Linked DNA regions of Homo sapiens: region 2 is linked to region 1. Evidence: read pairs that join two places in POLR2A ChIA-PET (ENCODE). Cell type or tissue: PC-9. All regions are shown on one strand. Links, peaks and the distances in the headings refer to the core of each region. The heading gives the core; the rest is flanking DNA.

Region 1 (16,578 bases), core at 6,168-11,167:
CCCTCACCTCCCCACTGGAATATAAGCCCCACGAGGGCAATAGTTTTATTCATTGCTGTACCCCCAGCATCTTGAACAGTGCCTGGCACAGAATAGGCTCTCAAAAACTATTAGTTCAGTGAATGAATGTGTATGCATCAGAAAAAGACCACTGTGATGCAATGTACAGAATGAATGGGGTAGGGTGGGGCAATAGCAGAGGCTGGGAGGGAGACCTTTGCAATCTTCCAGAGCAGGGATGATGTCATCACATATGGGCCAAGGTGGTAGAACTGGAGAGGAGTGAGTGGTCTGGAGAGAAATTTCGGTTTCATCTGCAGGGTAGGGGCTGTAAAAGAAAGGAGGAGGTGAAGAATGATAGAGATGCCCAAGTTTTTGGCTTAGACATCTTGGTGGACAGTGGTGCCAATTATTGAGATGGTGAAAGGGGAACAGGCTGAGGTGAGGAGTTATTGATGTGAGCATCTCTGAGCCTTGGTTGCCTTATCTGTGGAATGTAGAAGATGACCTCTGCCCTGCCTACTTTCTGGGATGGTTATAGAGACAGAGAGAGGTAAAAGAAATGGGATCCCTTTGTATGAGTGCCCGGTGGGTTCCCAGATGTAAAGCAAAATTATTACTATTATTACTATTAAAGTCAACTCGGGGAGATCTGACAGAGAGGTAAAATGAGAACCTGCAGCAGAATCTAATCAAATGCCAGCCTGGGTGGAAGCAAATGCCAGGAAGCACGATTTAGTCGATATATGCAGTGGGTGGTCAGGAAGGGGAAAGAACAATGTGACCTAAGCTGTCAGAGGCCATGTGGAGGTGGGAGGGGGTACTCAGCTGGATTCTGGAGTGACAGAGGGGGAACCAGAGCAAAGGTTGGGGTTTGGTCAGAGGTTCACAAGCAGAGAAGCCGTGGGGTAGCTTGGGGATCTGGGGGTAGGCAGAGAACCCTGGGCACAGGATGAATGATGGTCACCACCACAGACTTCCTTTTCCTATCTCCACCTACCAAATGAGAAAACAGTGGTAATTCTCAACTGGTAATTCAATCCAGGAGAATGGGCAGAAACCATCAGAGCATGGCCAGTGGGGATCTGCCTCTGCTGTGTCATCCAGCCAGTTTTGCTCATGCCCATACTTGGTGCTGAGTAGAATGGGAAATATGGAAATACACTCTCTAATGTTCATCAGGCACCTACTAAGTGCCAAGGAGTCATGTGAACTTGTAGACTTGGTTCCTGCCCTCTGAGAGTTCAGGGTCAAGTAGGGAGACAAGCATTCAATAAATACTTTGCAGAAGCCCTGAGGTAGGTACTGTCATCCTTGTTTTGCAGATGAGAGGCTCACAGATGTTAAGGTCATCTGTGGTAGAACCGAGATTTGAACCCAGGTAGTTTGTCTCTAAAACTGTAACCACTGACGACACTGCCCATGGTCAGAGAGTCTGTGATCCTTGGCTTACACGTGGCAGGGACAGACTTGTACTATTCTGTCACCAGAGCCCTGGAGGGGTCAACAGGAAGAACTTGGGAAACTGGAGGGAACTAAAGGAGCCCCACAGAGCGAAAAAGGATCTTAGAGGCCAACTTGCAGACATGGCTATTTATTTTTTTACAAATATTTATTTCATTTCTTCTATATTCCAGGTACTGTGTGAGATAGTGATAGGTAGAAGATTCATTTATTGATTCACTCAGCAACTATTGAGCACCTACTATGTGCCAGACACTATGCTAAGCTGTGGGGTTACAAGAGAAACCAAACAGACAAAACCCTTGCCCTCATTGAGCTTATGATCTAATGGGAAGACAGAAAATAAACAAGATAAATAAGTTTAAATATATATATGTAGTATGATAGATAGTGATAAGTGCTAAGAAGGATAAAAAAGGAATTATGTGAAGTTGAAATTTTAGACAAGGTAGCCAAGGAAGGCCTCAGTGACATGAGGTGAGAAGGGCAGGCCAGGCTCAAGTCATGTAAGGCATTGCTGGTCCTTGTAAAAAATACATAGCTTTATATTTTTAAAAATCTAAAACACTATGGGAGGCCAGCAGAATTTTTCCCTTTTGTTTTTGTGTGCATGATTTTATGTAGGAGTTCCCTGGAGACCAATGCTCATGGAAGAGGGGCAGGAGGCAGGAATGGGCAGAGGGAGAAGATGAGCACAGGCCCGGCAGTGGCCTTGGCCGGCTGGATGAGGAACTCCAGTGCTGGACACGCCTCTTCTAGAGCTGTCGTGAGTTGGGCTGATGGCTCATCCTTCATCTCCCCCATCAGTCAGTGCTTGGGTGTAGAGACCCACGCAAGTGGCATGACCTTGGATGAGGCAGTTCTTTGCAGTTGATGCAATCCCGGAGGGGCTTAGAGCTGGAGGCTATTTCCCAACAGCAAGCCAGTACCAGGGGCAACGAGCCCTTCTCTGAACAGGGGCCTGGGCGGCTGTTCATACTGTCCATCCCATGTATCTAGGCCTTTCTTTTTCAGCCTATGATAGTGTTTATTCAGTGGAAGTTTTTAACCATAAATGATATAATCTGATTCACATATAATTTTTTAAAACAATCACTCCAGTTTCTGTGTGTGGAGAATAGACTGGGGTGGGGGCAGGGTGAGGTGGGGAGACCAGTTTGAGGCTGAGGCGTGTGGAAGTCCCAACAGGAGCCCCTGGGAAGCAGAGGAAGGACAGGCTCCTTGAGGCTCGGTCGGGCCCTGGGCCTGTGCCCAGTGACCCTTCTCCCACAACAGAATAGCAAACACAGCGACCAGTCCGCACCTTTCAACCTGGGTGCGGTCCCAAGGTCATCCTGCATCTGGAGCCACAGAGGTGGTGGTGGTGGAAGATTAAGTCCTCAGAAGGTCAAGTGAGCTTGTGGCCAGGCGTAAGTTCCTTTAGAGTCAGGAACCTCAGCTCTGTGGACCCGTTTCCCAGCATCTGCATTTCCCCCTTCTTTCCCCTTTTTTCTTCCCTCTGTTTGGTTGATACGTTTCCTTTAAAAAATCTTACCTTATCTTAGCAGAACTGAGAGGAAAGGAGGTGTGCCTGCACTGGTGAAGGCTGGCTGGCACACTGTTTCCCCACTCCCCATCCCATCCCCCGGGCCAAGCATGGGGGTGTCGGGAACCTGTCCCAGCCAAGAGGAGGAGCAGATGGGCAAACCAGGAAAGAGAAGTTAAGGCCACTGAACCTCCTGCCTGGAGTGGACCTGTCCTTCAGGAAAGGAGTTGAGGGATGGGAGGGCTGGAAGTTTCCTTGGGCAGCCATTGGCAAGATAACAGGGTTGATCTGGTTTCTGGTTTCTGCTCAGATGCGTGATGCGTAGTCCCTAGCCTGGGAAAGTCCTAGCTAACAGATAGACCCAGGCAGCAACTTTTCTACCCTCACCAAATGGACAAGCAAGCTGCTTGTCTCACCCTCAGTAGTACCAGCGAAAGTCAAAGCTATGTAGGGTGGAACAGATCCCTCCAAAGAAACTGGACCCAGTGCAGGACCTGGTGCATTTGTGAACTCTTGCACTTGCTGTTCATTCTGGGAATGTTTTCCCCAGCTCCTGCATGGCTGGCTTGCTCATCTTCGTTCACGTATCAGTTCAAATCTCAGGCCCTCTGGCCACTCTGTCTAAAATAGTCCTCCCACTCCCTCCCCATCACCTCACCTGTTTGGTTTTGTCTCCCTAATAAGCACATATCACCATCTGAAATGATATCTTTTACTGGCTTATTTCTTGTATGCTTCCTCGGGCTGGATTGGAAGCTCCATGAGGCCGGGCCCCTTGCCTGTCTTGTTCATCTCTGTATCTTCAATGTCTAAAATAGTGCCTGGTAGGCACTTACTACATTGTGAAATGAAGGAATTAAGTGTCGTCTTCTCCCTCATCCCTCAAAACGTCAAGGATAAAATCAACCCTGTGAGCATATAAATGGCCATAGAGGGACAGTCCCTCCAAAGAGGTTGGGCGCAACCCTAAGATCCCAGGCCATGAGCCCAGAGTGGGAGTGTGTGTGTGCGCGCACACGTGCACGTGTAGTGTGCGTGCATGTTTTGTGTGTATGTGTCATTGTGCATGTTGTGTGTGTGTGTTTTTTGATGAGAAGAGAGAAAACCATTCACTCCAAGCTGAGGTTCCTGCTGCACTAAATACAGGGACTCCCAAAGTCTGATCAAAGGCCAGCTTCTTTTAGGGAGCGGGAAAGGAACAGGGGAAGGAGAGAGGGCTTCTGAAAGTGACCCCTAGGGCTCTGCAGGCCTTTGCAAGGCCTTAGGCTGTCAGCTGGGGGTGCCCACCCAAGTATGACCACATCATCCCCACAATTTCCAGACCCTCTGAACCCTGGCTGCCCCTCCTCCCAGAAAAGTGTCAATGTGAAGAAGGGGAATTTGCTCTATCAAGTGTGACCCAGGGTTGGTGATGAATACCAGAGATGGTAGGATCAGCTAGAATAACATGTCACACGGTGGGCTGCGTCCAGGAATGCTGGATTGGGTAACTGGCAAATTGAAAGGCTGCTTCATACTATAATGGTTAAAGAAAAAGGGAATTATCTCATGCCTTTCTTTTCGTCTATCAAGGTGTCAGCATATGCTAATTACCTGGCAAAGGCTTCAACGAGAAGAGGAAGAACAACTATTATATTTCTGAGGAAAGATTTATCTTGCGTTATTGGCGCCAGTTGGAGGAGGAGGTGGGGGTGGTAGGGGGTCAGAGAGGCAAAGTGAGAACTGTTTTTTGACTTGAATGGAATAGAAAATGCCTTTGAACTGAGGTTTTTCTCCTAAGATTAGAAATAATAAGCCTTGTTGGGAGAGGCTTTGCTCTGAGCCTGTGGGCAGAAGAGGGGGCAGCATGGGTGGAGGACTCTAGCATCCTAGGAGGTTGTGGGAAGGGGTCAGGCTGGGCAGTCGACTGGGCAGGGCACGTAGAACTCCTCCATTCATCCATGGATTGTATTAAGGAGGCTGTATAGGATGCGTGTTCAGAAGCACAGGCTTAGAGTCAGGCAACCCTGGGTTTTGAATCCTGGCCCCACTACCTCCTAGCTGTGGTCTATGGCACATTGCTCTATGTTTCAGAGCCTCAGTTTCCTCATCTGTGGGGAAAATAATACCTACTTTATATTGGTTACTGTCTTAGCTAAATGGTATCATGTGAAAGAGATTTTCAGTGTAGCTCCATAAGCAAGAGCACCGGTGGATATTATTACTCAGCATATGTTTTCTGAGCACCTACTGCAGTTCAAGCACTAGGGAAACAGGTTAATAAGTCAGATAGGGCTCTGCCCTCCAGGAACTTATCACAAAATGGAGGGCCTGAATCTCCTTTGGTTCCCTCAGAGATCCCAGAAAGTGAAGAAAAGGGGTACAGGGAACAGGGAAGGGCCCTCAAGCTTTACATGAGGCTGTGCTTCCCCCATTATAATGATAATAACAGTGAACTGGATGCTTGATACACATGAACTCGAAGTGGAGATTTGGTGGGTAAGTGTTGAAGGCTAAAGGATCACCCCAGGAAGGAGCTTGGAGGTGTCAGAGCTTAACAGGATTGAGTTTGCAAGAGACAGGCGAGGGGCTGGTCAGGATCCAAGCTGTGGAGACCAACACTGGGGGTCTAGTACCTCCAAGGGGGTCTGTCCTCAGGAATGGAAGGTCCTGGGGCCAGATGGACTGACTCCCATGAGTTGACCCCAATGCCAATGTCAAATTTCAGCTGTCCCAGGCCCCTCCATTCAGGATCAGCAGCTGTGAGCAAGTGAGCTGGAGAGGCAGCCTGACATGGTGGCAAGTGTGCAGCCAATGGTGCAGAGATCTGAGTTCAAATCCTATTCCTCATACTTATCAAATGGTGGACTTGGGTCACTTCCTAACCTCTCTGTGCCTCTGTTAAATACAGAAAATGAACTCTAACTGTGGGGTTGTTGGGCGGACTAAAAACAAGGCATTCGAAGCACCTGGTGCACAGTAGACGTTCCCAAATGGTAGAGGTGATTACTAAAATTGGCCATCCTTGCCAACTATGTCTGATTCACTGCTGGCCCCAACCCCTGTGGCCTGGAGAGGCATTTACTGCTCTGGGGATGGCAGAGGAAGGAATGGGGGTGGCACCAGGTGGGTTGTGTGGCAGGCAGAGACTTTGAGCAGGTAATGGCTGTCACAGACCAGCAAATCACAGGTGTCGGGAACAACAGGAGTTACGCTCAGACTCCAAAGAACAAACACGCAGCACAAGACGTTTTGCCAAAGCAAAGCTGTTTTGATCGTTCCCGGATGTGACATGTATCGCATGAGGAAAGAGAGCCTCTTGCACTGAGGCTGCCTAATGGACAGCCGGCAGCTCCAAGCAGAGTGGCACTGGGCAAGGTGAGGATGAGGGTGGAGCACCCTCCTCATACTGCTGGCCTCTCCATCACCGCAGGCAAGGCTTCATAGCAGAAGCACTCTTGCCTGTGGAGTGAGGGAGGCTCACTATTCCCAATACCTCCAGATCCAGCCCTGGCCTCCACCTCTGCAGCCCCAGCCTGCATCACTCCTGGAACCCAGGCTCTGTGCCAGTCTAATTGAACTTCAAAACTTTGCCAAATGCGCCAGGCTCTGTCTGGCCTCCAGGCCTTTGCATATGCTATTCTCTCTGCCTTGGATTCGCCTCCCACCCACCTGGCTAGTAATGGCAAATGCCTACTTAATAACAAAAATAAAAGCAGCTTACATTTATTGAGCACTTACTCTGGGTTAAGTACTTACCCAATTTTATCTTATTTAGTCCTCACAACAACCTACAAGGTAAAAATACTGATAGTTGACATGCAGTAGATCCCTAGTATTGGCCAGCCACTGTTTTTTTTTTTTTTTTTTTGAGACGGAGTCTTGCTCTGTCGCCCAGGCTGGAGTGCAGTGGCGCGATCTCGGCTCACTGCAAGCTCCGCCTCCCGGGTGCACGCCACTCTCCTGCCTCAGCCTCCCGAGTAGCTGGGACTACAGGTGCCCGCCACCACACCCGGCTAATTTTTTGTATTTTTAGTAGAGATGGGGTTTCACCGTGTTAGCCAGGATGGTCTCAACCTCCTGACCTCATGGTCTGCCTGCCTTGGCCTCCCAAAGTGCTGGGATTACAGGTGTGAGCCACCGCACCTGGCCTCCAAGTGCTTTCTATGTATTAACTCATTTATCTCCCAACCTTACGGGGTTATTATTATTATTATTATTATTATTTGAGAGGGAGTTTTGCTCTTGTTGCCCAGGCTGGAGTGCAATGGTGCGATCTCAGCTCACCGCAACCTCTGCCTCCCGGGTTCAAGCGATTCTCCTGCCTCAGCCTCCCAAGTAGCTGGGATTACAGACATGTGCCACCACGCCCGGCTAATTTTTGTATTCTTAGTAGGACAAGTTTTCACCATGTTGGCCAAGCTGGTCTCAAACTCCTGACCTCAGGTGATCCACCTGCCTTGGCCTCCCAAAGTGCTGGGATTATAGGCATGAGCCATGGCGCCCAGCCTAAGTTGCTATTACTATGCTTATTTTACACATGAGGAAACTGAGGCACAAAGAGGTCAAGGAACTTGTCCAAGATCACGAGCTTGAAGTGGCAGAGCCCAGGTTCCAGCTCAGGTTACCTGACTCCAGACCTGGAATTCATAACTGCTGCACCATCTGCCCCTGTATATCCTTTAGAATTCAGCCCAAGGGCCACCTCTCCCCCAGAGGCCTTCTCTTTTCCCTGATTGGGTCAGGAGCTTCCAGCCTTCATCTTGTGAAGTCTGCTTGTCTGTCCCCTAGGCTGGAAATTCCCAACAGCAGGGACTGTCTGCCTGGTTCAGCACTATATCCTCAAAGTCTAATACAGTGCCTGGCAGCTAGCAGGGGCTCCACATAGGCTGAAAGCCTGCAAGAATCCTGCTGGAGCACATTCCCGCCCTAGCTTCACCTTTTCAATCACAAAGACTGTAATACCCCATCATATATGGTAACTGGGGTTGAAAAAATTCAATCACATAAAATCTGGGTTTTGATTTTTATATAGTTAGTGAGAAGCGATGCTTTTTTTCTATTATACTTTAAGTTTTAGGATACACGTGTACAACGTGCAGGTTTGTTACATATGTATACCTGTGCCATGTTGGTGTGCTGCACCCACTAACTCGTCATTTAACATTAGGTATATCTCCTAATGCTATCCCTCCCCCCTCCCCCCACCCGAAGCAATGCTTTTTCATCCATCTGAATTGGCACATAAAGCCAAGATAGTAAGGCATGCTGTACACCACTGACCCTATGCTGAACTGAGGAAATTCCAGATAATCACAGGGCATTCACTTCCTGACACTCCCATTCCCTTTTGAGAAATGGAACTGGCTGTAGGACAGGAGCTCTTTGCAGCCCTTGCTCATGCTGTATTAAATTTGTGTTTCCTGTGGGGAGCATTAGGAAGAGCATTGCCACACCCGCTTTGTGCCCAATCTTGGCCACATGCTCCGAAGGTCAAGGAGCCAACAGAGTAGCTGAGAGTCAGAGGGGCCTGGAGAGCGTGAGGGGCTCTGGTCTCACTCCACACATAGTTTCTGTTCTTAAGCCATCATAACACTGTTGCCTGAGCAAACTCTTGCACCACGTGTTCACCTTCCCACTGCCAAGGGTCACTCTTGTTGACTAATTCTTTTTGAGATGATGCAGAGATAACAAGCTCTGCCTTGGGAGGGGCTGTCAAAGAAATGAAAGAGATGGACAGCTCAGAGGAGAGTAAGAGTCCCGAGGGCGGGCAGGTCCAGGCAGGCTCCTTGGAGGAGGTGGCATTTGGTCTGGCCTCTGCGCCCTGCTGGCCTTTCCCCTGTGGTTATAGAGAACACAGAAATGCCATGTGAGCCTCAGCCTAGATTTCCCTTTGAGCCAATGACAATTTGGGGAGAGGTTATGGCAGCCTCCAGGAGATGAGAAGTGAGTCCTTATCACTGAACCACTACCCCCTCAGGTGTGCAGCCTGCCCAACCCTAGCTGAGAGGTGTGGGAGCCTTACTTTCCTCACCAATAAAATGTAGATAATGATAATACCTTCCTCCCAGGCCTGTGGTGAAGATCAAATGAGAGAATGCAGGGAAAATCATCTTATATGCTATAAAAGGCTCTGACAAATGCTCATTATTTCTTCCTATTCTTCTCCTGGAATTTATCAAACACTTTATAGGCCCTGGAGGTATTTTTTTGACTCCATTCTGCATGGCTTTCTCTGGCCATGCTTCTCCTGTCTTCTCCTGCTGTACTTTAAGGGAGGCAGGATAGTGCAGTGGTTAAGGAGGGAAGAGCAGGCTGGCCTGGGTTTGAATCCTGGCTCCTCCTTTGCCTAGAGGAATGCATGACTCAGGGCAAGCCACACCACCTTTCAGAGCTCCCTTGGCTCTCTCCTGTTTATCCTGTTTAAAATGGGTATAAAAATTGAACTTAACTCATAGATTGATGTGAGGACTAAATGAGATATTTTGTGAACAGTTCTTAATACTGTGCCTGCTGAGTACTTAATAAATGTCTGCTGTGTTGTTTTTTATTCTCTCTGGTAGGTAGAAATCTACCATTTTTGAGTAGTAGGACCACTGAAAAGAGACCTCAGGCACAATTTTTACAGGCTTCCTTGTCTCCACACTCAGGAAACGGGTAGATCAAGAAGCAGATTAGGTGCTCATTCATGCAGCAAGCAGTTTTTGAGTGCCTACTCTGTGCCAGGTACTCCTAGAGCAATAGGATGATGAAATTACAGTCCCCATCACTGGGGAGCCATGCTGCAGTGAAGAAGATGTTTATTGATTCACTCACTCACTCACTCTCATTCATTTGGTCAATTATCACCCATTTGCCAGGGTCTCCACATGCAGGTTCTGTGCTGGGCTCTGAAGCACAGAGCTGGGAACAGGGCAGGGAGCCTACTGCAGAGGTCAGGCTGGAGTCCCTTGAGGCCTCAACCTCTTTCTGATGTGTCTTCCCACTTCCTGTCACTTGGCCTCAGTCTCTCCATCTGAATGTCAAGGGGTCACTTGAGCTGGTCTCCAAGCTCCTGGCCCACACCAACATTCCAGATTTCTCAGCTAGGATGGACAAATGCTGAGTGACACCCCCATCCCTGCTCCCAGCCCACACACTCACTTGAAGCGCCAGCATCGATCGGCTTGGAGCTCATTAGCGGCCGCGCAGCCGTTGCTGCATGTCACAGGCTCTTAAAGTCTCCATTACCAAGGCCCCTTGCTCCTCTGTATTTTTAGCCCGCACCAGGAGGAGACGGCTGGCGTCTCCTGCAGTTATACACGTCAGGTTCTGCGGTTTCGACAACTTCTCAGGCCTCTGGGCACCTGGAGGTGGGGGCCCCCAGATCTGCTCCTGGAAGAGAAGCTGGTGGGAGGTGTGAGGGCCAGGGGTGGGACCAGGTGTCCTCTCTCCTGCAATCCCCCAGTCCCTTCTTGTGGGATACCGCCTCCCAGGTATGACAGAGCACAGGGACCCCCACAATTTCCTGGCTATTCTGGGACGTAGGAGGATAAACAGCTCTCTCGATGACACTGGACTGAGAGCAGGTGATGCCAACTTGAGAACAAAACCCAGGCCACTTGGACATCCCCAAGGATCAGCCACCATCTCTGGCTGCAGACAGGTAGAGCAAAACGCACAGAAGCCACCCAGCAGCGTGCTGACATCCAATACTGTGAAAGCAGGTTTCTTCTGCCTGCAGGAGACAGAGCAAGCTCGTGCAGCCAGCCCAGCTTGCAAGAGCCTGGGTTCCTTTGGCATTGATAAGAACTGTAGCTCACAGGCCCCAGAATGTGGGAGAAAGAATGTGTTTCCTGGTGAGAGACACCAGGAAGGATGAGGCAGGCCACAGCTTGCCTGGGAGAGGTAGGAGGTGCAACATGGAGGGGGATGGGGAGGAATCCCAACATGGGGAGAGGGGAAGTCCTCAGTCCTGAGATGGGAATGGGGCTGTTCCCATATTGGGAGCACCAAAGCCTGGACTTCCAGGAAGAATAAAAGCCTCAGTCAAGGACATAATTTAAATTTCTCTATTCCCCAACAGCCTTATACCCTAAGACTTGCTAATAAAATAATAGTAGTGAACAATTATTAGTCTGTTACTCTAAGCCAGTTACTTAGTGTACTAAGTGAGGTCCTTATATTTCCTGATCATCTTACCGATTCTTCACTTTAAGGGAGGAACTATTTTATTCTTCTTCTCATCTTATAGATGAGGACTGTGACGCTCAGAGAGGCTAAGCAACTCACCCAAAGTCACACAGCTGGAAAGTGCCAAACATATGCAGAATTTCAATCCAGAGTCCAGGCTCGTCCTACACCATGTATGTAGCCTTCAGATGCCAAGGGAAGAAATGAAGTAAGTTCTCACTCAACAGTGACATTTTACTGATAATGCAGCAGGAAGAACATCATTTTGGAAGGTTCTGTGTCTATGCCAGATGTGGTTCTGACAAATCCCACTTTTCCTCTGGGCCTCAATAAGGAGATAGATTGAGGCGTGGATGGATCAAAGCCATATTATACATCTGTTCTGAGCTTCCATCTGAATCTGAAAAAATGTTAAATAATAATAATAATAGCAAATATTCCTGGAATATTTACTCTGGGCCAGGTATATTATATGTGTTGTTTTATTTAATCTTCATACCTCCCCTGTGAAGTATTATCCGTAAACAGATGAGGGAATGAAGCTCAGAAAGGCTGGGCAATCTGCCTAAAGCCACACAGCTAACAACGAGGTGAGGCTGGAATTAGAAATGTGGCTTGCTCTGTCTTAACCACTTCTCTTTTCTGCCTTCTGAGGGTTCAGTGCTGGAACACCTAAATGTTTTGAGAAGGAGGAGCTTCAGGTGTCTTCTGTCAGAGCTGGAGGGGGGCCAGGGGCGGAGCCTATGTGATCTGCTGGAAGCACTCAGTTTTCTGTTATTTGGGTGAGAGTAGTGGCTTCCTTATTTTCAGGCTCAGGACACTGGCCTCCCTTTACACCACCCTATTCCATGCCATCTGTTATTGACACCCCACTTACCTTAAGGTGCTGAGAGCTTTCCAAACACAGAATAGCTCCTGAAGGAGGAGGAGGGGGAGAACCTGCAACACTTTTGCTCCTCCCAGAGGGTCCTGGAGGGGCAATGAGAGTGACACCTGACACAGGAACCTGGGGGTTTCCAAGCTTAGCCACCATCTATAAATTCACCAGATACTTATTGTCTGGTTATTCGGTGTCAGGCACCTTTCCAGGGCAGGGCTGCCATACAGAGTTGCATGCTGCACAACCTTCTGGAGGTGCCAATCATATTGTAGACACTGTACATGACATGACTGGGTGCTGGGAATGTCGTGGTAAGCAAGACCAACCTGACCCCTGGTCTCACAGAGGATGGAGTCCCACAGAGGCCTCAGTCAGGCAAGGCAGGAATGACCTTACAGTATGGCCAGGGTGGTGATGGGGGAGGAACAGGGGCTGTTGGGACTTGCAGGAGAGGCCCCAAGACTATATTTGGCAAGTCAAAGAAGGCTTCCTGGAAGAAGTGACGTCTAAACTAAGGCTTGAAGGATAAATAGAAGCAGGCTGCTTAAGGGGGAGTGTTCCAGGCAGGAGAAGCATGAGCAATTAATTATAATCCAAGGTGATACAGGCTGTAACATCAACATGAACACAGAGCTGTGGGAGCCTTTATTCATTCTATCAGTCGTTTACTCATTAAGGAGATGGGGAATAGTTATGCCCGGAAGCTGGAAAAGTTTCACCCAGGAGATAACCCTTGAACTGGGCCTTGGAGGATAAGTAAGGGTTTTCTGGGTTTAGAGGGGCAGAAGAAGGGGGAGAGAAGCATCTGAGGAGACAAAACCACATGAGCAAATGCATGCGGTTGGAGGTTTTAAGCATGGTGCCTGCACAAAGCAGAGGTTTAGGACACCTTTCCCAGGCTACTCTTGGTAGCTCTTTGTCTCTCAAACCTAAACTTGATATTTATTATTCACTTTTAACATGACCTCATTCGTTAATAAGGGTTCAGATAGGAATGTTGGATGTATGCATGCATGAGTGCAGGAATCAGTGGATGAGTGGAAAGACTAATAAATGCATGAATGAGGGAATGTATGAAAGAATGAATAATAATACTTAACATTTTATACATGCTTTCCATGTGCCAGGAATTGTTCTAAGTGTTTTTTATTTATTAAATCATTAAATCCTCACACAACCCTAGGAGGTAGGATTTATTATTATATGCATTTTACAAATGGAAAAAGTAAGGCATGCAAAGTTAAGTAATGCACACAGTGCCACACAGCTAGGAGGTGGAGTGCGGGGACAAGGGTTTGAACAGAGGCAGTTTGGCTCCAGAGGATGTTACAGCCTGGGTCCCAGGAACAAATGCTAGGAGTTGGGCAGTTCCGCATTTATCCAGATAACTCCTCTCTCACTCCGTAATGGTTTCTTGGCTAAGCCTCCTCCAGAAACGTGCTGCTTCCTTGGAGCAGACCTGGGTCCAGGCAGCCAGAGTCTGTCTGGGAACTGCCCTGGCTGGTGGGGACACACAATACCTGCAGCCCTCGCAGGGCAGCTGCAATGTGGTGAGGATGTGTTTCTCCTCCCCAGAAAAGGCTGGGTGAGAAAGTAGGGCCTTTAGCTTGCACAGTGGAGAGCATCCTTGCTCTGGGAGGGCCTCTCTGATCACTGAAAAAGAAGCTTGAAGTTTGCCTTGCAGTTGATTGTATTAGCATTTCAGAAGAATCCCCCTTCCTGGGAAGTGTATTAACGATTCACTCTGGCTGGTCTCTCACCCGGGGCAGCCTCTTCGTGAAGTGCCACAGATTTCCTAGAAATCCTCTGAGACATTTTGACATTCTGATTGTCACTGCCAATGTGGGCTGCGAAGGAATTAATTGACACAGATGAAACCCTCAATTTCCAAGGGCTGTGTAATAAAATAAAGGTTATTGTATGATTGCAGATTCCACCACTAATGAAAAAGGGCTAAAGACCATAATGACCATATGGCATGCTTAGTGAGTGGGGACTCACTTTGATTTTCACAGGCAACCATTCTGAACTTTAGGGAATATTAAGGGTGATAGTTATTATTTATCGAGAATTTATGATATGTTAGGTACTTTACTAAATGATCTATCTATATATTATGTATTCCAACTCTATGAATGAGATGTTATTTTCATCTCCATTTTACGGGTGAATAAACTGAGGCAGGGAGAGGTACAGTAAACATGGCTAGTAAGTTGGAGAGTAGAAATAGACAACCTTATGGCTGAAAGATATTCTATTTTCTTGAGGATGAAGGATGATTGAAATACCTGGGCAGGCAGGGTTAAGATATGGCTAAGCATAAGGAATTCTGGCTGGTAGAGTATTATAAGTGTCTGTACACACTTTCTAGACACTGAGAGAACACCACTGCCTTTTCTCTGAGACCACAGGAATCCCATCCATCCATCTACCCATTCATCCAAACAAAAGAGATTCACCCATTCATCATCCACCCACCCATAGATCCATTAATCTGCCCATCAATCCACTCATCAATTTATCTATCGTCCACCCATCCATTCATGCATCCATTCAGTTAGTCATATATTCATGTATTCACTTATTTATTCAACTCAGGGATGTCTCTGACTACCCCTCCCCAGCTTCTGTCATGGAGGTAGGTGCCCCCCTTTCCTATAAGTGCCTGCTATGACAGATGTAGCAGGTGGAGGAAAAGCAGCAGAAGAACAAGGTGCTGGGAGATACAGTACCACCTCCATAATTTGTAAAGAGTTCCTTTAACTTTCTCATCCCCAGTCTCCATATATGTAAAATGGGAATAATATTTGCAGGCTGTTGTGAATTTAAAGCAAGCAAATGTGTGATATGTTTTGGAAATATGAAAGTTCTGCATAAATTTATGTCTGTATCATCATTATCATCACTAGTGCAGTATGTACTCAAATCTATGACTCTCTTAAGTTTGAGAAGTCAGCATCTGTAAAATGAACCATTTCTGATTTTGTTTTAAAGAAATTCTTTAAAATTTATAAACATGAAATTCAGTAAAATAAAATTACTTTAAATCATGCAATTGTGCAGTTTTATAATAATCAGATCTATTTATTCCACATTCTCTTGAGGCTACAGGAAGTTTTGGAGATTAGGAGTTGGAAAGGGACTTGGTAAAAAGGGATACTTGATCATGAAACATCAGTCCTGTAATTCCTGGCTTAAGGGATAGCGCTCTCCAGAATAATATTACATATCAGGAAGACTGTTTAAGGCTTATTTCTTGTTGGTTATAAGAATAGGTGAGGGAAGGCCGGGCGCAGTGGCTCAGGCCTGTAATCCCAGCACTTTGGGAGGCCGAGGTGGGTGGATCACAAGGTCAGGAGATCGAGACCATCCTGGAGAACACGGTGAAAGCCCGTCTCTACTAAAAATACAAAAAAATTAGCTGGGTGTGGTGGCAGGCGCCTGTAGTCCCAGCTACTCGGGAGGCTGAGGCAGGAGAATGGCGTGAACCCAGACGGCAGAGCTTGCAGTGAGCAGACATTGCGCCACTGCACTCCAGCCTGGGTGACAGAGCGAGACTCCATCTCAAAAAAAAAAAAAAAAAAGGAATAGGTGAGGGAAGACTGTAAGGAAATATGTGCCTGAAAATCCAGGAAAAGATGAATAATCAGGCTACAAGATGAGCAGGAACTGCTGTAAATATAGGCTGTGTATCAGTCAGTGTGGGTTACATTATGTTGCAGTAACAAACAGTCCCCAAATCCCTGAGGCCTATGACAAATGTTTATTTCTCCCCTATATTACATATCTGTCATGGGTCAGCTGCAGCTCTGCTCCCCTGCTTTCTTCACTCTGGAGCCCAGGCCAATAGAGGAGCACACTGATTCTTAAAGCTTTCCCTCATATTTTATTGGCCAAAGCAAATCGCATGGCAGGCCTCTCATCAATGGGAAGTATGTTCCACTTTCAGAAAGGGCACCCAAGGGAGGAACAGCAAATATTTTGACCAATAACACAACTTTCCATACACATTGTAACTGAACTAGGTTATTTGAACCTCGGAGTGGCTTAGAGGAAGGACCTTTGGAGGAAGAGGTGGTAGCTCAAGTAATTTAGCTTCTCTCTGTGTCTGCCTCTTCTCCTCTCACCACCCATTTTCTATGTATTGTGGCTTTTGCTTTTGTGTCCCTCTTTTTTTTTTTTTTTTTTTTTTTCTGAGGTGAAGTCTTACTCTGTTGTCCAGGCTGGGGTGCAGTGGTGTGATCTTAGCTCACTGCAATCTCTGCCTCCTGTGCTCAAATTCTCCTCCCTCCTCACCCTCCTGAGTAGCTGGGACTACAGGAATGTGCCATCACACCCAACTAATTTCTTTCTTTTTTTTTTGGAGACTAGAGACTTACTCTGTCACCTAGGCTGGAGTGCAATGGCGTGATCTCGGCTCACTGCAACGTCTGCCTTCCATGTTCAAGTGATTCTCCTGCCTCAGTTTCCCAAGTAGCTGGGATTACAGGTGTGAGCTACCGCACCCGGCTAATTTTTTGTATTTTTGGTAGAGATGGGGTTTTGCCATGTTGGCCAG
Region 2 (12,612 bases), core at 1,475-6,474, 340 kb after region 1:
ATTTTTGGCAGCAATTAATTCTGGCTCCCCAGTGTGTAACTCCCACCACCTACTTCCACACATCCATTCCTCTTCTTCTGATCTGACCACAGAGACAGGCATGGGAGCCAGCTTGGGCCAAACATTAGACTTCATTTTCCTGGACACATGATTGGTCCAGGGATGGGCATGGCATAACCAATGCAGGGAGAGAGAGGGTCCCTGTCCCTGTGTTACTAAGCTGGGAGGGTGTTAGTCTGAGTCTTCTGCCAGCCATCATTCTTACAAGGAAAGAAACTGACTATGGAATGAGGCCAGGCAGAGGCAACAGAGATGAGTGGTGGAGAGAGAGCCATAGAAAGAGGGCACCAGGCTGGGCGTGGTGGTCCATGCCTGTAATCCTAGCACTTTGGGAGGCTGAGGCCAGCAGTCACTTGAACTCAGGAGTCTGAGAACAGCCTGGGTAACAGGGTGAAGCCCTGCCTCTACAAAAAATATAAAAATTAGCAGAGCGAGCTGGTGTGCGCATATAGTCCCAGCTACTCAGGAGGCTGAGGTAGGAGGATTGCTTGAGCCTGGGGGGCAGAGGTTGCAGTGAGCTGAGATTGTGTCACTGTACTCCGGCCTGGGTGACCAAATGAGACATCGTCTAAAAAAAAAAAAAAAAAGAAGAAGAACAACAACAACAACAAAAGGGGCACCCAAAGAAACAAGAGAGGGAGGGAAGGGAGGGGTTGGGGGGTGGAGTGGGGGGGGGAGAGAGAGAGAGGGAGAGAGAAATTTACCCTGAAGTCTTTGTTCCTATAACTCCCCCTTAAAGTCTATAAGCTACCCCATTATCCTTCTAGCTACATAAGTAAATAAATTCTCTTTTTGCTTCAGACCACTTGGATTTGAGAGAGTCCTGATTAATTGTCTCTCCAGGAGGCTCTTCTTGAACTGCAAATGTGTTATCTAGAAGGGATGACACATGGAATCAGTAATGTTGATGAGCTTTTCATATAAGCTGTGAATAGTACATAGAACAGATAAGTTTTGACAAGGAAGATAAAGTAAGGGCATTGCTAGAGAAATCAGGCATTGTAGAGAAGGGCAGAACCCCTGAACACTGCTGGTAGAAATGTAGAGTGGCGCAGCCACTGTAGAAAAGAGTCTGGCAGTTCCCCAAAAGATTATACATATGTTACCATATGCCCAGCAATTCTACTCCTAGGTGTATACTCAAGAGAACGGAAAACATATTTTCTTTAATTTTTTTTTTTTTTTGTAGGGCTGGGGCTCTTGCTGTGTTGCCCAGGCTGGTCTCAAAAGCCTGGGTTTAAGCGATCCTTCCACCTCGGTCTCCCAAAGTGCTGGGATTACAGGTATAAGCCACAGCATCTACCCTGGAAACATATTTTCATACAAAAACCTGTGCATAAATGTTCACAGCAACATTACGTATAATAGCCAAAACAGTAGAAACAATCCAATTGCTCATCAGTGAATGAATGTATAAACAAAATATGGTTTATCCATACAACAGAATGTTATTCAGCAATAAAAAGGAATGAAGTTTTGATACATGCCATGACACAGATGAACTTTAAGAATATCATGCTAAGCAAAAGAAGCCAGTAACAAAAGGCAACAAATTGCATGATTCCATGTATATGACATGTCTAGAATGGGCAAATCCATAGAGACAGAAAGTAGATTAGTGGTTGCTGGGGCTAGAGAGAGAGAGGAATGGAGAGTAGCTGCTAATGGATATACAGTTTCTTTTGGGACATTAAAATGTTCTGGAATTAGATAGTAGTGATGGTTGTACAATCTTGTGAATATACTAAAAAACAGTGGCATGTATACTTGAAAAGGATGAATTTTGGGTACATGAGTTACATCTAATCCAACTCTTTTTTTTTTTTTTTTTTTTTTTTTTTGAGACAGGGTTCAACTCTGTTGCCCTGGCTGGAGTGCAGTGTTGCAATCACAGCTCACTGTAGCCTCAATCTCCTGGGCTCAAGTGATCCTCCCACCTCAGCCTCCTGGATAACTGGGACTACAGGCATGTGCCACCATGCCCAGCTAATTTTTCTATTTTTGTAGAGACAGAGTTTCACCATTTTGCCCAGGCTGGTCTTGAACTCCTGAATGCAAGTGATCCGCCCGCCTCAGCCTCCCAAAGTGCTGGGATTATAGGCGTGAGCCACGGAGCCTGGCCTAATTCAATTTTTTTTTTTTTTAAGTATCATTGCTCTTCTTATTCTGATCATTCCCTTTTTTATATCACAGTATCCAGAGTACATTTTGTGGTTTGACTCTGATTCTCCTTTAGACATCCCTCCCCCAGCCCCACTTCCACACTTAGTCCTCCAAAATACTTAGAATCTTTGGGACACTGCCTGGTATGAATAAGATCTGGGGCTAATTTCCCTTTCAAAGGAGCTGGACCCTTTTTTACTCGCTCAGCTATTTTGCTGGGGGTAAAGGACCGGTCTTATCAACTCAAAAGGGACAGGCAGCAGTGGACTGAAACTAATCCACAATTTTGTTTAAATTTACTTGTCAAAAGCAGAAATATTCAATTTCATGGATACTCCCAATTCCCTGCACTGGGAGCAGACTTCCAGGAAGCAATTATGTAGTATAAAACGTAATGGGCAACAGGGGGTGCCTGGTGAATTATTCATAATCTGATAATGATTTTAACCCATTTTTAACATGACCTGCTATTGGTGTTAGCTTCTGGAAAGTTCTCAAAGTAAACAACACAGAGGTTTTCTTTAGTTATGTTTATATAACCATAAACCTCCTGCCTCTCCCTGAAACTACCTGAATAATTAAAATCAAAAGAGGCCTGGGGACCCTTTTCCTGCCCAAGTCTACAAGGCAGAGGTAAAGGCTGCTTTACGGCCTTCATCTAGCACAGCCATCACTGCTCACTGCAGCCTTCTCAGGGAGGTTGGTGTGGCATCATGCCCAGCATAGTGCCTGGCACCAAGAAGGCACACAATACTCATCTGTTTTTGATTGCTGAATGAATGAATGAATGAATGAATGATAGAAAGAATGAGATATTTGTGCTAAGGAAGAGTTGGGCCAGTCGTTTTGCTGCTTACCAGCTGATCTGAGCAAATGTCTTGCCCTCAATTTCTTTATCTACAAAATGAAGACAATAATACCTGCCCTGCTGAGTTACTGGAAGAATTTGAGAAGATAAATGCTCAATAAGCAATAGATGTTATTATGGTCTCTCTTTCTAATAGCAGCCCTATAACTTCCCCACATTTGATTAACTATGAGTCAGCAGAAGCTTACTTAGGAGCCAAAGTTTCCCCAACCTGGCTGTGTATCTGAAACACCTGGGGAGGTTTGTAAGACATAAATTTGCAGGTTTTTCCTCCAGGGATTCTGATTCAGTATGGATTCAGTAGGGTGGGGCCAGAGAATGTATTTTTTTAGTTTTGTTTTTAAAATTAAGGTAAAATTGCAAACCATGAAATGCAAAAATCTTCAGAGTATAACTGGATGAATTTAAACAAATGTATACACTTGCATGTCCAACACCCCAATGAAATATAGAACATTTCCGTGACCCCAGAAGATTTCCCCTTCTGCTCAACCCCTATCCTGCATAGACAACCACTGTTCTGATTTCTGACACCACAGAGTACTTTTGCCTGTTCTTTAAAGTAGTATTAATGGAATCATACAATATGCATTCTTTTCTGTTCACAGTTTCACTTACATCAAAAAAAAAAAAAAGAAAAAAATCATTTTTCTATGTGCCTGGTTTCTTTTGCTTCTCTTATGTTTCTGGGAATCAGCCATGTTGCTGCGTGTGTCATATCAACAGTACAGTCCTTGTTACTGCCAAATCATATTCAGCTATCTGGCTATTTCTCAATTTGTTTATCTCTTCATCTATATGGGCCTTTGAGGTTTGTTTCAGGCTATCATGAATAAAGCTACTATAAATATGTTTTCATTTATCATGAGTAAATACCTAGGAGTGGCTGGGCGCAGTGGCTCATGCCTGTAATCCCAGCACTTTGGGAGGCCGAGGCGGGTGAATCACCTGAGGTCAGGAGTTCGAGCCCAGCCTGACTAACATGGTGAAATCCTGTCTCTACTAAAAATACAAAAATTAGCTGGGTGTGGTGGCAGGCACCTGTAATCCCAGATACTCAAGAGACTGAAGGAATTCTGTGGTGCTTCCAAGGGAAAGTGGGCAGGGCCCAGGAGACTCCTCAGACTCAGGAAATGGGAAAATGGGAGTCAGAGTTAGGTCCCATACCTGTGATGGGAGACAAAAAGTTGTCAAAATACAACCATTTTATTCCAAGGGTCATGCTGGCTGTTGGCTCAGGAATTATATATATATACACACACACACATATATATATACACACACACATATACATATTTTTTTTCCTTTTTTCTTTCTGAAATTGCATTTCCTTTTGGGACTATTACAATTTCTCAGTAGGGGAGAAGACATTGGGTAATCAAAGTGATGCTGTGGTCCAGTATTTCCCAAAGGGTGATACAGGATGGTTTCAGAGGTTATAGAGATAAATATGATTAAAAGTAAGTGTTATAAGCTGGGCGTGGTGGCTCACGCCTGTAATCCTAGCACTTCGGGAGGCTGAGGCAGGCAGATCACTTGAGGTCAAGAGTTCAAGACAAGCCTGGCCAACATGATGAAACCCTGTCTCTACTAAAAATACAAAAAAATTAGCCAGGCATGGTGACACGTGACTGTAATCCCAGTTACTCAGGAGGCTGAGGCTGGAGAATCACTTGAACCCAGGAGGCAGAGGTTGCAGTGAACCAAGATTGTGCCACTGCACTCCAGCCTGGGTGACAGAATGAGACTCTGTCTCCTAAAATAAAAAAGTGTTCTAGTACATAGTGGTAAAAATAAAACTAGTACATTAAATATGTGATTTCTTGGACATACTGCCTGGCATGAAGCCAAGTTGAAAAGCGAATTCAATTTTCAGAAGCATACTAAGTATATAAAAAATACAGGTGACACCCAGGTATGACAAAAATTATGATGGTGGATATGAGTGGCTGAGATGATAGAAAATTACACCAGTCAAACCATGCATTTAACAGATGAGGAATCTGAGGCCCTGCCATGCAAGAGACTTACTCAAGGTCAGACCTCATCAGGGCTAAAAACAGATGACAAAATTCCCTGGTTCCTGGCCCAGTGCTTACTCCAATATGCCTGCTACTGCCCTCTTGTGAGAAGGGGAAGAGATCTCAACACCCATGCAGCCTAGCCCCTAGATTCAAAGTCAAATGCATTTTCAGAAATAGCCTGCAGTTTGCTTAGAGTTAATAAGGTAGAAGGAGATTTCTAAGGAATGAACACCAAGATCTTGGTAATTCTCTTCATATGAATTCTCTGGGGGAGCAAAGTGTGCATCTGGGTTCCTACCACTGCCTCCCATCCCTCCAGAAGACTGCAAATGGCCCCTCGGACAAAGCCAGCAGACCCATGCTTGAGTGCCCCGGGCAGAGCGTCTACCCCTGCATAGGCCCTGGGAGGCCACATAGAGGGCCTTGATTGTTCATAGAAACCACTTCAAGCAGCTGGAAAGGTGTAAGGGCACACCTTCTCAGATGCCTGTCTCAAATTCTTTTTCTTTTCTTTTTTTAAAAATTATTATTTTTTTAGAGTTGGGGGTCTTACTGTGTTGGCTAGGCTGGTCTTGAACTCCTGGGCTCAAGTGATCCTTGCCCTTGATCTCCCAAAGTGCTGGGCTTATAGGCGTGAACCATCATGCCCAGCCTCAGATGCCTGTCATCTTTGAATCTTTATGGATCCAATAGGGAGACTCAGAGGAGATGACTCTTAGAATTTTAGCATTTTCAGATCCCATAGCTCTGAGAGGCAAAAGGGTAGGCTCTGGAAATGCAAGCATGCACTTGAACTTCTTCAGCTGGAAAATAGAACCCACAATGGGAGTGACTCTCTCCATGTTTCATAAGTCTTTCTCTTCTCCCATCTGTGTCTCTTGCTGAGGTGTCCCCCACCTCTACAGTCTGGGAGCCATTCATTCTTCCTTTGTGTTACTGTCAGGGTTTGGGCTGGTATGTAGCTTGTTGAACCCATCCCTCAAAGGAAGGCTAAGGGATCTGAGCATGCAGCACTGATCTAACCCCAAAGGATATATAGTGAGTTATACCACATACAAGTTTTTCCCAATCAACCTTACAAAAGCTCAGCATTGAGGGGAGCAGCCCTTTATCCTGGGGCCACATCAGGATATATGAACTCTCCCACTCCCACTCCTGTCCTTGCCATGGTTTGCATGTGTCTCCCCAAAAAGCATTGTATTGGAAACTTAATCCACGGTGCCACAGTGTTGGGAGATGGGGCCTAATGGGAGATGTTTAGGTCATGAAGGCTCCACCCCCATGAATGAATGAATGCCAATTATAAAAGGGCTTGAGGCTGCAAGTTCCATCTCTTGCTCTTTGGCTCTCTCCCACACTTTCTTGCTTTCCACCTTTTGCCATGGGAACAAGAAGGCCTTTGCTACACTCAGGACCCTTGACCTTGGACTTCCCAGAACAGTAGAAATAAACCTATGTTCTTTATAAATTACTCAATCTTAAGTATTCTATTGTAGTAGCACACAACAGACTAAGATAGGAGACATAGTAAAATATAACACATCTAAGTTTCCCCAATCAACCTTACAAGAGGGGGAAAGCACTTTATTGAATATTGAGTGGGACAGCACTTTATCCTGGGGCCACATCAGAGTGCATGTGTGAACCCTGCTCCATCCCACCTCCTGTGTTTGCTGTGGTCTTTGGGAATAGGACCCCTAAGAATTTGAGAGCAGATAAATTTTAAAAAATAACTACAGCTCCAAAGCTTCTCCTGTCCTTTGGAGGCTCACAATGAAGATTCCTTTGTTTAGCAAAGCACTTAATGTATTTTGAGACTATGCCAAGGTAGGCTCAGGAGTTTGATTTGGATGGAAGCTGAAAACTGAATACTTCTGCATTAGAAAGTAACAAGGAATTTCAGGGTGCACCCTGGGGGAGAAGTCAATGAGCAAACAATGCAACATCCTTAGTCTGAGCCCTGGAAGACTGAGAAATGATTCTGTTGGAGCATAAGTTGGTCTTGTGAGCTATGGGATGTTCCCCATCTGTCACCCCCAGACCTTCAGTAAAACCTGCTGTATACAGTAGCCTGGTGTTGGTGGTGACTTGGGGTCATGCATGAAGTGAGTGGGACTCACTTGAGGTCAACCTCAAAGACTGACCTTAAGAGTCGGGACTGAGGCTGGGTGCAGTGGCTCACACCTGTAATTCCGACACTTTGGGAGGCTATGGTGGGAGGATGGCTTGAGCCCAGGAGTTCAAGACCAGGCTGGACAAGGTGATGTGACCCTGTTTCTACAAAAAAAAAAAAAAAAAAAAAAAAAAAGCCAGGCATGGTGGTGCATGCCTGTAGTCACAGCTACTCCGGAGACTGAGGTGGGAGGATCACTTGAGCCTAGGAGTTCAAGGCTGCAGTGAGCTATGATCCCGCCACTGCACTCCAGTCTGGGCAACAGAGCAAGACTCTATCCCCACAAAAATTTTGTTTTAATTTTTAATTTTAATTTTTTGCATGTTCTCACTTATTTTTGGGATCTAAAAATCAAAACAAACTCATGGACATAGTAGGTAGTAGGGGGAAGGCGGGGGTTGGGTAATGGGTACAAAAATAGAAAGAATGAATAAGACATACTATTTGATAGCACAACAGGGTGACTCTAGTCAATAATATAAATTTTTAAAAATTATATATTTATTTATTTATTTATTTTAAAGAGTTGGGACTGAGCTGGAGCATAGGCCATAAGATTGCCTCTCAGGAGCAGAAGTGAGACTGTGAAAGTAAGAAAGCAGGGGTAGGGCTGGGTGGGATGAGGTGAGGGAGTGAAGGGCACATACCTAGGGGAGTTTCACTTTGCAAGGGTGTTCTAGATGCTGGGATTGTCTGCCTTCTGCAACCACAGAGGGCTAGCCAGAAACCAGGGAGCCTCCTTGTCTGTACTCTGATCCCATCCTTGGGCTTAGTTGATTAGTCCAGGTATGGGAACCTCTGACCTGGGCCATTAAGCCTCTTCCCTTGGTTTCTGTCTCTTAGACTTCAAGAATGCTTGAGGTCAGGCTGTCTCCCATGACTGAGGCAGTGAAAGGTAAAATTCATAGGATCTGTCCACAGCCATGCTTTCTGTCATGTGGGAAAAGCTAGCCGGGCATGGTGGCTCAAGCCTGTAATCTCAGCACTTTGGGAGGCCGAGGTGGGTGGATCACCTGAGGTCAGGAGTTCGAGACCAACTCAGCCAACATGGTGAAACCCTGTCTCTACCAAAAATATAAAAATTAGCCAGGTGTGGCAGCGGGCGCCTATAGTCCCAGCTACTTTGGGAGGCTGAGGCAGGAGAATCGCTTGAACCCGGGAGGTGGAGGTTGCAGTGACCCGAAATCATGCCGTTGCACTCCAGCCTGGGTGACAGAGTAAGACTCTGTGTCAAAAATAGTAATAATAGTAATAAAATTTAAAAATTAAAAGAAAAGAAAAGCTGCTGCAAGGAGAGGAAAGGAAGCTGACGTCTGAGAGGGATGCAGAGAGAAGAGACGATAACTGAGTCTTGGTGACTTTCAGGCCTCAGAGCTCCAGCTGCAGCTCTGCCCAGAGCACCCTTTTCCCTAAGCTGCTGAACTTTGGTCTCTGCCACTTGCATCCAAAGTGCCCAATGGACACCAAGCACCTCCTCCTCACCCCCTTCATCTGGTGAACCCCTCTGGCTGGAAGTGGGGAGCTTGAGTGAGGACAGAAGCAAGTGTCCATCCCAGAATTGGGGTCCCTCATTTCTTTCTCTTCACCGTGCTTAACATGATCCAAAATTACATGTATTTACTTAATTGCTTACGTGTTTACATTGATCACCCCTGCACCCCCCAAAAATGTAAAGTTCCATTTTGTCTTGTTTAACTTGGTATCCCTAGTGCCTGGCACATCATAGGTGCTCATGAGTCATTGAATGAACAAATGAATGTACAAAGAAGATGGCTTGAAATCAGACCACTGAGACCCCCAACGAGGTCACAATTGCAGGAGAAACATCTCAGTGCCAGGCACTGAGCCTGGGATGTTTGAAATTTCTGTGCCCAAGCTGTGTGCCCTTTGGGGCGTGTGTGTATGCTGGGTACAAGGCCAGATACACAATCAATGCTATAGAAACCACAGATAAAGGGCCAGGGAGCTGAGTGTGACAATGGGCTGTTGGGAGAAGTTCCATGCAGATTACAAAGGGTTCAGAAAGGACAGGGGCATTGAAAGGCAGCTGTAATTAGAAAGCATAGGCATTCAAAGCTGCCTGGAGGTCAGAGGGGCTGGGCTGGCAGGCTGGGGAGATCGGGCAGGAAATGGGCACGGAAGCCCTGCAGTTCAGGGCTGACATAATTGGACAGAGAGCGGCAGCCAGTTACCATGGTAACAGCCAATCCGAGTGGCCGCGTATGTGGCAAGGAGTCAAGGTTTCTAAAGAAGGGGCTAAAAATGCTGCCTTTGTTCCCACTTTGAGCGAGTTGCCATCAGATCCCTGTGGGGGTGACGTGGCATGGGGACAGAGCCAACAACTGCTAGCCACCATGGCTGGGAGGGAGCCACGTGAGGACCCAGGGGACTGGCTGGGGCTGGGGAAGCTAAATATGTCATTCCATGGAGCTGGCTGTGCCTCCCAACATAAAGCAGCGGCCAATGGCCTGGGATTCAGAGTCTGAGAGTCCAGGGCTCAGATTGCAGCGTGGCCTCTTAGCAGCTATGTGACCTCAGTTTCCTTACATACAAAATGGGACTACTAACACCTTTTTCGCAGGGCGGTTGTAAGGATGGAGAGAAGTGATGCATGTCACACATTCACTTAGTGAGTGGTAGATGCTGTTGTTGTTATTCTGACAGACAACAACAGCAGCTCCTCCAAAAGGCTCTTAGCTTCTGGGGAGTAAAAGGCAGGTTTTGCTTCTTCAGGAGTTTCTTTAGGGGTACCAAAAAGGCAGTTGATAGAAACTAAAAAACTCCAGGAGGTGACCAGCTAGACTAACCAAGTGGTATTTAAAAAGAAAACATTCTTTAGGCAGGCTTGAGAGCTGTGAGATATCAGAGAATCCTGCTCCTTTGTTCTTTTGTCCAATTTGTGGGCCTGGACAGGACACAAAGACAAGGCCATCCCTCCCCTCTCCTTCCACAGTGCGGAGAGAAAGCAGAGAAGATCCTGACATGAGTGCTTCCTGAGACTTTTTTTTTTAATTTTTTTTTTTTTTTTTTTTTTTGAGACAGAGTCTCTCTCTGTCCCTCAAGCTGGAGTGCAGTGGCGCGATCTTGACTCACTGCAACCTCCACTTCCTGGGTTCAAGCAATTCTCCTGCCTCAGCCTCCCAGGTAGCTGGGATTACAGGTGCAGGCTGCCACGCCCAGCTAATTTTTTGTATTTTTAGTAAAGACGGGGTTTCATTATTTTGGCCAGGCCAGTCTCGAACTCCTGACCTCAGGTGATCCACCTGCCTCGGCCTCCCAAAGTGCCGGGATTACAGGCGTAAGCCACCACGCCCGGCCTTTTTTTTTTTCTTTAACTTTTAAGTTCAAGGGTGCATGTGCTGGTTTGTTGCATAGGTAAACATGTGTCATGGGGGTTTGTTGTTCAGATTATTTCATCACCCAGGTATTAAGCCTAGTACCTGTTAGTTATTTTTCCAGATCCTCTTCTTAAGATTTTCAAGTGAGGAAGTGAAATGAGGGTGGAAAGGCAGAGGAGGGTGCTTTGCTTAGAGACCAGGACAGGTCAGAGACAGGGCATAGGCACAGCTGTGGACTGACCACCCCCTGCCTCCCCAGCCAGAAGTGCCGGGAAATGCAGACATCCCTATTTGGACTCTGGTGCAGTCCTCTGTTGCTATGGCAACTCAGGGGCTCTGTGGTTGGTGGAAGAAGGCAGTGGCTGTGTGGAAATCGGCATTGGAGGCAGCAGCTGTGCCCTTTTGCTCCAGCAGTCTGGGTATTTCTGATGGGGGCAGGGTGGGGATACTCCCTCTGCCATCTCAGGAAGCCACACAGGAGACCCCTGGACTCCACGGCCAATGCCTCTGGCTCAGATCAGCTCCCACCCAGACTCCCTCACAGGGAGGAACCAGGCTTCTGTATGGAGTGGCAATTCCCTTGGCACCCCTACCTTGAGTATCTCCTCAGACCATATATTCCCCTGGGATTTCCTCTTCATTTTCCTCATTGATTCATTCATTCATTTGTTCATTCATTCAGCAAGTATATACCGCACAAAATGCTGGGCCAGAGCAGTGAAAAAGACAGACGAGGCTCCTGCCTTCAGGGAGCCTCCAGTTTAGTTGGGGAGAACACAGCACACAAATAAGTAGAAAGAGAGAGAGACTCAGATGCTAATAAACAGGCGACATGATCCAGAGAAATTAAGGCTGGACTGATTTAGAATGAATGGTCAGGAAAGGTCTTTCTGAAGTTGAGAAGGAGCTACAGGTGTTGGGAGTGGTCCAAGGAAGAGCAAGTGCAAAGGCTCAGAGCGGCGGGCCATGGCATTAGGGGCAGAGAAATGAGGGGGTCAGGGGCAGCAGCAGAAGCCAGGGCTGGAGAAAGGCGGGCTGGGATAAGCAGAGCCTTGTCATGGAGTCTGGTTTTCACTCTGAAGGCAATAGGAAGCACTGGTTGCCTTTAAGCACAAGAGGGGAGTGATCCCACTGATGCTTTTAAATGCTCCCTCTGCTAGCCTAGGGGACAATGGACTTCCTGCAGGAAGGCAAGAGTTGAAGCAGGGGACCCATGAGGAAACCACTGCGCTGGCCCAGGTGAGAGCTGAAGGGCTGCCTGTGCTGGTATGGATGGAGACAGAGGATTTGCAGGTAAGCCCAGCAGGACTTGCTGAGGGACCGAGGGTGGAGGACAAGGAAAAGGGGACTCAAGGATGACTCCCAGAGTCTGATTGAAACTTGGGTGAGTGGAGGTGCCATCTGTGAAGGGAGGGATGATAGCAGAGGCGGGGGAGAAATTGCACTGCATCTCAGCTCTGTTGGCCTGGATGACACATTCAAGTTATCCAAGAGCATCTTTCATTTTCACCATGAAATCCCTGAGAACTGAAGCATTTTATAAGCAACATTTCTAAAGTGTTAAGTCGAAAGGAAGCTTTCTTACAACACACTAACAGGGAAGAAAGTAATTATGTTAAAAGCTAACTGTTGGATGTCCTAGGTTGGTGGCACAACTCACTTAGGGCAATACCTGCTCTTTTGTAAGATAAACACCTTGATGGGTCATTTTCCGGTGTGGAAGGTGAGATCCTCTTGGACATGATGTGAACTAACTTACTACCTGCCAATCTCTGTGTTCACTGTTTTCAATACATTCTAATTTAACCTCTGTTTTTTATATATTATAATAATAATAATTGTTATTATTATTGTTATTACAGGTGTGAGCCACTGCACCCAGCCAAGAGGAAAATGTCTAAATAAATTATAGTATGTCCATACAATAAAATAGTAATGTGATCATTGTAGAGAATGAAATAGATCTATATACTTTAAGTGGGATTA

What was found. ChIA-PET counts read pairs that join two places held together with the same protein. Peaks named below come from ENCODE experiments on the same cell type or tissue, not always from the same donor. Only the 100,000 strongest peaks of a DNase experiment are listed, where the experiment ranks them.
Region 2: POLR2A ChIA-PET joins it to region 1 with 7 read pairs; 1 of 35 experiments calls an interaction of 5 or more read pairs at or near these places.

Annotation. Positions count from the first base shown.
Region 1 is chr5:141,705,437-141,722,014 of GRCh38, forward strand. LOC124901092 (a long non-coding RNA gene) reads right to left here and starts at 15,372. Exons shown (of 2, transcript XR_007058973.1): 1 at 1-15,372. It overlaps LOC124901093 (a long non-coding RNA gene), which reads left to right and starts at 365. Exons shown (of 3, transcript XR_007058974.1): 1 at 365-441; 2 at 2,089-2,230; 3 at 11,202-11,286. In PC-9, for the core only: no CTCF peak of the experiment used is centred there; DNase peaks (open chromatin) are centred at 8,315, 8,615, 9,645, 10,755 and 2 weaker places; H3K4me3 peaks cover 2,603 bases; H3K27ac peaks cover 4,875 bases.
Region 2 is chr5:142,054,556-142,067,167 of GRCh38, forward strand. No RefSeq gene overlaps it. Among named protein-coding and RNA genes, the nearest start is that of GNPDA1, 48 kb to the left of the region's middle. In PC-9, for the core only: no CTCF peak of the experiment used is centred there; DNase peaks (open chromatin) are centred at 3,306 and 3,896; H3K27ac peaks cover 2,937 bases.